Regions from separate parts of the Mus musculus genome. Here region 1 is linked to region 2. A link is a contact called in ENCODE Hi-C or POLR2A ChIA-PET data. All regions are on one chromosome and are shown on one strand. Each heading gives the region's core, a stretch centred on a gene start or an enhancer-like site at or near the end of the contact. The rest is flanking DNA. Distances are from core to core; before and after follow the strand shown.

Region 1 (3,762 bases), core at 794-3,293, 340 kb before region 2:
GAAATGCAAATTATCATTTAAGAGATGTGGAGTTTGGGCTTTGCAAGGTGAACCTTTGGGATGGGTGAGTGAGTTGGTTGCAGGCAACAGGAAAATGGTGTTACTGGGCCACAGTCTTGAAAATGGCCATTGTTAGGTGTAATTTACAACAACAACAACAGAGTGACTTGAGGCCACCCTGGTCTCTATATCGTGAGTTCCAGCTAGCCAGTGCTACATAGTGAGCCCCTACTTCAAAGACAAAATAGAATTAGAGACTAAGTTGACAGCTCAGCTGGTAGTGCTTGGTTATCATGCAGCCTTGGACCAACTTCAGCCCTGCATGCACTGGGTATGAAAGCTAACACCTGAAATTCCTCATTGGAGAGGTGGAGGCAGGAGAATGAAGGCTATCCTCGGCTACAGAGTGACCTCAAGGTCAGATTGGAATATAAGAGATCCTGTCTCAAAAACAAAGCAAACAAGCAACAACGGAAAGAATAAAAGTAAGAAAAATATTGACTGAAAAGCTTTGAGCTTGATGAAAGATTCTCAATCAGCAAATTTAGAAAGCCCAAAGAGTTCAAAGTACAACAAACGCAGAGACAGTGTGGCAAAACACAGAGCAGAGTGGGCGCACGCCTTTAATCCCAGCACTCGGGAGGCAGAGGCAGGCAGATTTCTGAGTTCGAAGCCAGCCTGGTCTACAGAGTGAGTTCCAGGACAGTCAGGGCTACACAGAGAAACCCTGTCTCAAAAAACCAAAAAACCAAAACCAAAAACAAAACAAAACAAAACAAAACTAGACTGAGGGAAACCTGAGTTTCCTTTAAAAGCACAAGGCGTATAATGGAGCAGTGGGTGACTATGATGAACTGAAGCCCTAAAATCTCAAGAAAGCAGAACAAAATGTCATAAAAGCTAGACTTTCATAGATTCAGTACACATGAAGCAGTAGTAGCAGAACACAAGGAAAGAACAGATGGAGAGGAAAACAATCCTGAAGAGCAAGAAATGAGAGGCCAAAAGAAACAGTACATCTAATGGGAAAACCAACGTAAAGCAGCAGAAATAAACCCAGGTACACCAACAAATACAATAAGTATAAATGGATTAGATGCACAAGCTAAAAGACAAAGACTACCCCTTGGAAACTTTTATTATGAAAATAACTTCAGGTGTATAGAACATGGGAAGTACATGAACAACATGGATATTCCTGCCATATAGAGTCATGTGTACTCTTCACACGAATGTTTGATGAGGAGGCTATGAAGGTCTATTTTACATAGTATACGTTACACAATGAAATACTAGTCACGTGCCAATGGGAACATACAGGGCTTATTTTGGGTATCAGACAGAGCTAGGCTCTCAGTTACTTTTAGTCATGTGATTTATGTGTGTAACTAATTTATTCTCTCAGTGAGGTCCTAGCACGGTGTGAAGCAGGTCGTTTTCTGGTTATTGTATTTCTAAATATTTCTTGCATAAACAAGTAATGCTATCAGCAAATGGTTCAGTGCAGCGCTTTGCGGTTTGGTAAACACTGAATGCAGAATAGCTTTTATTTATGACAGTTACTGAAAGCATTCAGCGGAGTGGCACGAAATAAGCAAACAATAATTGCCAGTTTATTATATTTATAATTGTTATTTATGAACTGTCACAAGGCCTGGCACATATCACTAACCCGTAAACATTGTGTTTGTAAGAATAATAAGTACTTTATTATATTCAGGCTCAGTAGAGCCTGGCACCACACGTGCGGGAAGAAAGTGGAAGTTTATTCTTGTTAATTATTATTATTAAGTAAAGCACTTAACAACAGTTCTCCCCGCAGGCGCTTACTGAACAGTCTCACTGGAGACCGCCCCTCCTCCCAAGCCTCGAGAGGCCACGCCCCCTGTCTCGGAAGCTCCGCCCTCTACCGCCCGGTCTGTGCCTGCGCAGTGGCCCTGAACACCCTGCGCATGCGCAGTCTCCCTTTTGTCGCTGGAGCCGCTGGCCACTGCCGGAGCCCGGCATCTGCTACGTACGTGCGTACGTGCGTGCGTCGGGGCGTGCGTGGGTACGTCGTGCGTGCCGTGAGCTCGCCCGGCACCGCGGCCTCGCCCTCCGCCCCTGCGCCCCGCCACCCAGGCCGCCGCCCCCCGCCCGCGCCGTCGCCCCCGACGGGGAGGACCATGGCGAAGGTGGAACAGGTCCTGAGCCTCGAGCCACAACACGAGCTCAAGTTCCGAGGTAAGCGGCCGGCCGGCCCGGGAGCTGTCACTCAGCGGCCGGTGCCGGAAGGGACGCGCCCTGAGGGCAGGACACTGTCCGCTTGAGGCCCGCATGCACCAGGCGTCTAATGCATGCATGTGGAGTCAGTGCATGGAAACGGTTTGCCTGAGTACCCTTCCATCAGCTCCCCCGAGGCAGCGAGCTGCCGGGGTTACAGCCCACGAAGCCCGTGCACACTTTCTGTGTAGTACACTTTCTGTATACATCTGTGTGTAAAGGTGCATGCCCAGGTGATTAAAAAGGTGCACGTAGACAAATATATATGCATGGTATACGCATGTTATAGATAGTGTGTATACATACATGTGCGTACATATATGTACATACACACACACAAGTGTGTGTGTATGTACACATGAATGTTTCCATTCACTAATTTTAAGGGCCACGAGGCAACAGGGTCCATGCCCAGCCTGTTCCTTGCTTCGTTGCATGTTTGAGTCATGAGATTGGGCACAGGAGGCCTATAAAGTTCAACAACCAGTAAGCAAGATGGCAGAATACAGTGGTAAGCACTAGGAGGAAGAGGAAGAAACTGGACTCTATGAAGGTGTACTTGAGGTTGGCTGATATGATCCTCTGTGTATTGCCCACGTGTAGCCCACAGCTGGCACACACGATTTTGGGTGGCCGAGAGTCACCCGTTTCTCCACCGCTGGGAAGTAACGTAGGATCACAGCTCTTATCTAGTTGTCGCATTTGAGTTCTGATTTCAGACGTTCAGATACTTAGCCACTGTACCCACAGACTCTTGGGAAATGCTTCAGATCTGTGGCTGTTCACCTTGCCTTCCAGGTTCAGAGTGTGCAGTGTGACTCTTACAAGGAAGCAGAGGCCGTCCAGTCAACCTGAAAACAAAAACCTTAGGCAGCCTAACACAGGGCTGTGGAGATGGTTCACCGGATAAAGAGCTTGCTGTCAAGGCTGAGGACTTTAGTTCAATCCCTGAGTCCCACATGGTCAAAGGAGAGAACCGACTTGTGCACATTGTCCGCTGACCCCAACAGGTGCAGCCTGGCACACTTGTGAACAAACACACAGACACATACACAAAAAAATTTCAATAGAAGCATCGACTTAAATGTGGACCCTCGTCACCAGAGGTTCCCCCACTTATCGGGATCCCACTTGTTAGCGACAAGGAAGTGGTGTCCGTTTGGTAGTGACTATTTGGAATTTCGAATGCTGAGTCTTTTTCAGGTTACAGTGGTGCGTGATCCCGTGCCTGACTGCACAGCAGTGAATCGCCGCCTGGTTATAACTGTAGCTCTGTGTATTTTGTGTGTTTGCACCCTGTCACGAGTGCAAGGCGTCCATCTCTGTGGTGGGGTGCTCATGTGCATAAACTCTTTGGCTGGTGTCTTTATTTATTTTGCGTTTATGTGTTGCGAATGGCAGTATGTGTGCCACAGTGAGTGTGTGGTACCCAGAAGACAACTTGTAGGAATCATTTCTGTCCTTCCACCCTTGGGGGTGGAACTCAGATCTCCCGTCTTG
Region 2 (4,074 bases), core at 37-2,536:
GCCCAAGCTTTTTTTATTATTATTTTTTTCTTTTTTCCCTGGCCTGGTTGTTTTTCGGATACTTTTTTTTTTCTCACAGTTTAAAGAAAAAAAATAAAAAAATAAAAAGGTAAGGCCATCTCAGCAGCGCCAGGCGCCTGCAGTGGAGCGTGCCTGGCCTGCAGAGGCAGACTTCTTCCACTTTTCCTCCGCCCCCGCGCAGGACTAGGCTCTGCAAGAGCCACGTTTCCACATTTCTGCCTGCCTGACAATCCTACTAGAAGTTTACAATTGCCTGGACCCCAGTGGTGGTCTTCGGCTCCAGGGCCAAGGTTTTGAAGCCGTTTTTTGGGGCCAGGACGCCTGCCCCAGAGTCTGTACACTCTTAGGAAAAGGGGAAGAAGGCGCCCCGGGAACTGTCCCAGAGAGGGCGGAGCACTCCCATCCCGGGGCAGGGCAATAAGGGAGCTCCCGCTCCCGGAACGTTGCAAGCAATCTCATGAATGTCGCAGGGGGGCACCCGCGAGGAACGGACAGGAAGAGGGCCGGGGGAATGCTAGAGCCCGGGACCACTGCACGGAAGCGGCCTTGGGCAGGGTTGCAGCCTGATCCCGGGATGGAGGGTGCCGGTGAAGAGGAGTGAGGAGGCTGGGGGAGGCAGGCCGTGAGGTCCTCGTGGAGGCCCGCAGCCTCCTGGCAGTGGAGAAGCAGGCCGCACAGGAAAGAGAGGGGTCAGGTCGGGCTGAGCCTCAGTAGGCTCAGGCGACTATATGGGAGCTGTAGACGCTCCTTTGTCGTTGTGGGCTCGGCCTGTTTGGAGCAGGCCTTTTGTGAGGAGAGTTAACCCAAACTCGGAGTTAGAGCCACATGCCGGGCACGCAGGCGCTCTGAGTTAGGGTTAGGGCGCCAGCACCTTTGGGGAGGTCTTAGGAAGTGAGTGGGTAGGGGTCTCTCCCATCCCCGAGCCGGATTGGCGCGTCAGGCGCTTGTGGATCCGAGCTGGGATTGGGGAGGGGTCTCCAGGACGTTTGATTTCGACGCTAGGATTGGGGGGATTCGAGTGCTTTGAGATCCGAGCCAGCCTTGGGGTAGGGGGAGTCAGGCAGTTGGAAAAGGCGAGGTGGTTATTTGGGGAGGGGTCTCCGCGCTTAGGCGGATTGCAAAATCGCGCCGTGAAAAGCCTAAGGCTTTGTCAAGAGAGATTTCTGTGCAAGAGTGGAATCAGCTAGGCCAGACCAAGAGAGAAAGTGAACAAATCAGGACTACAAGGGGGGGTGGGAGACCCTGAGAGGGGGGGTCACAAAGGGGGAGACAATGGCCACCAGGCGTTTAACCGACGCTTTCTTGTTGTTGCGGAATAATTCCATCCAAACCCGGCAGCTGTTAGCCGAGCAAGTGAGTAGTCACACCACCTCCAGCCCTCTGCATTCACGTAGCATTGCTGCGGTGAGTCTTCCTGGCGGCCTCTCCAGACACACACACCGTGTGCACTGCGGCTCTGCCTGTCTGTCTGTCTCTTGTCTGTCTCTCTGTCTAAAAAGAAAAAAAAAAAAGAAAAAAAGAACAACAACAATAACAAGGCGACGACGACTAGGAGTGTGATACAGAAGGAAGTGGAGCACGGCCATGGCTTATGGGGCACTTGCAACCCCCAATGGGGACCACAGTATCAACCCCTGCCCTGCCTTCTCACTTCCTGGGCCTCCTGGTCCTCCTCCCCCACCATCCGTCGGGCAGCCTCGATTTACATATGTTTTAACACGAGGACTTGGAACCTAGGCCTTTCTCCAACCTTCTTTTTGTTTTGTTCTGTTCTGTTTGGCACTCCCCCCCCCCCCCCCTGCAATGGCCTCACTTTGGTTCTGTGGGCCAGGTGGGTGGTTAGCTGACTCAAATCCTTGCAGACCCCCCCCCCCCAGGAAGGAGTGTGTGTGTGTGTGTGTGTGTGTGTGTGTGTGTGTGTGGTCTGCTCAGCTCAGCTCATTTTCTTTCCCACTATTTTTCTTCCAATGGCCCTAGTTCTCGGTGTGGCCATGTACACTAGGAGTAATTGCTTTGCTGCCCCCCCCCCCCGCCCTCCCCCCTCCGAGGACTCATGTTGGTGAGATTGCAAGGTGCTAGGCGCTTCATTTTCCATTTCCCACACAGGAAATTAAGCTTCTCCATTCGAACTTTTTTTTAAAAAAACAAAACAAAACAAAAAAAGGAACCAACATGATGCGGATGTGAAAATTAATCCCCCAAAATAGCACATGGCTTTTGATTTTATTGACCAGAACTTCACTTCGCCTAGCAGTGTAGGGTTTTGTTATTGTTGTTGTTCTTTTTCAAAGCAATGTTCCAGTATGATTGCTGTATTTGGTTTGTTTTTGATGGAGGCTTTGGCTTCCAGAGCCTCAGTTTCCTGCTCTCTCAGATAGGGGGCGGGTCTGAATGGTGCAGCCAGATGAATATTGTTAGCTTTGTAATAATACCTTTAATTGAAAAGGGAAGGTTTGAATGGAAGCAGCCTTGAAACATGGGGGAATGCACGGTCACCCCACGACCTTAGGGGCTGCATTTGAAACATAGTTCGTGAAACGCTGCAGCTTTCCCGCCTTTTAAACAGTTGCCTTTTAATTTTTTCCTTTTATCATTTATGGAAGTGCTAATGAAAAACTAAGCTGTGTATCGTGATTGTCACTGTCTTGCCAGGACAGTTGTCCCTGTTTAGGTCACGGTGGAAAATATGTTTGACCATATTATTCACAGAAAAGGGATTTTTTATTCTGTGCAAGCAGTTTTAAGGATAAAAGGATGCAGGATGTTAACTTCGGTCCCAAGGCATAGAAAACTAGCTCGGAGTGTGTTGGGGCTTTTGTTTACATTTACATTTGAAGGATGTTTTACATTTTTAGACTGAAAGAAATAATATTACATAGAAATAAGTAGGAAACAAATCTTAGCATGGAAATGTGTTCATTCTAATGTGGTTTTTGAAAAGAGTCTCCAGAAATAAACCGGAGAAATAGTGAATGAATATAATCTGTGGGCCTTCAGTTATGTTAAATAAAGGTCTCCTGTTCTTTATGACTTAATTTTATGCTACCTCATGGGGGAAAACAAACAAAACAAAACAGAGCCAAACCCACGCTAAAGCTTCCAGGGTCTCTGTTTAAATTGATGAAAAAGATACTGTTTGGTTTTTAAATTTTAATTCTGTAAAGTTCTAAGTAGCTTTAATCTTTAGATTACCTGAGAGAAAAAATTTGACCCTTAATTCAGAGAGTTTAAAACACAGTATCTTGGACCGGCACCTTTTCAAAAACACGTTGCTGTGTCCAATTACTTTTTAAATATTTTTCTAAATTAGACAATTTGAACATATCTGTTTGTGTATCTATCTATCTATATATGGAATAAAATAATTTAAAATGTTTAAAATAATATGTGGTTTGGAAAAGCAGGCAATGTTAAGAAATATACAGCTATATTTAACAAATTCAGACAGTTTTTTTGAAAGTGATTTATAAGTACAGCTAAAATTCATGTTGAAGTCAAGAACATTAAAAATATTTTCATATGTCACACTACTGAAAATACTGGATGCTTTTATTAGCCGGTGCTTCTGGAATTTTTCTTAGATAACTAAAAAGGACTCAAGTCCGTGGAAATACCTGTGTGTTCAGTTTAGATTGCCTCCCCCCACCAAAAAAAAAAAACAAAAAAACAAAAAACAAAACAAAAAAACCCCAGCTTTTTTTCAGTCCAACAAAAATAGTCTACCTAAATTACAATTTAAAAAACAAAAGTGCATTTTCATATTTCTGCATTTTTCTCTGTGTTTCCGACTGTTAATTTTCAATTTCTTCATAAGGTTTTTCCACAAACTATTTCTGCACACAAAATAATCAAGAATATCAAGATATTAACAGGATAGAGATTACAGTTTTTAATAATTCTTTTGGAAGTCAAAAAAGCATTATAAATATTTTGTAAAAAGAAAAGATATGCTTAAGACAATTTTTGAAAACTACAACATCATGCATACAGTGCTTCTAGCTCAGAACAAATTTGAGAACCACATTTTTGTCTTGCAGATTTCAAAATCATGTA

The links. Hi-C counts contacts between places; a loop is a spot of excess contacts on that map. ChIA-PET counts read pairs that join two places held with the same protein, here RNA polymerase II (POLR2A).
Region 1: a map of v-Abl transformed pro-B cells shows a loop between it and region 2 (2.4-fold over the local background). The contact joins the promoter of Vapb here to the promoter of Stx16 in region 2. A Hi-C loop is called at or near these places in 1 of 37 maps with a recorded cell type or tissue (v-Abl transformed pro-B cells). POLR2A ChIA-PET finds 5 or more read pairs at or near these places in 1 of 5 experiments (Patski).

The regions. Positions count from the first base shown.
Region 1 is chr2:173,735,528-173,739,289 of GRCm38, forward strand. It overlaps Vapb (vesicle-associated membrane protein, associated protein B and C), which reads left to right and starts at 2,044. Exons shown (of 6, transcript NM_019806.5): 1 at 2,044-2,223. The coding sequence starts at 2,166.
Region 2 is chr2:174,075,765-174,079,838 of GRCm38, forward strand. Stx16 (syntaxin 16) reads left to right here and starts at 1,287. Exons shown (of 9, transcript NM_172675.4): 1 at 1,287-1,425. The coding sequence starts at 1,294.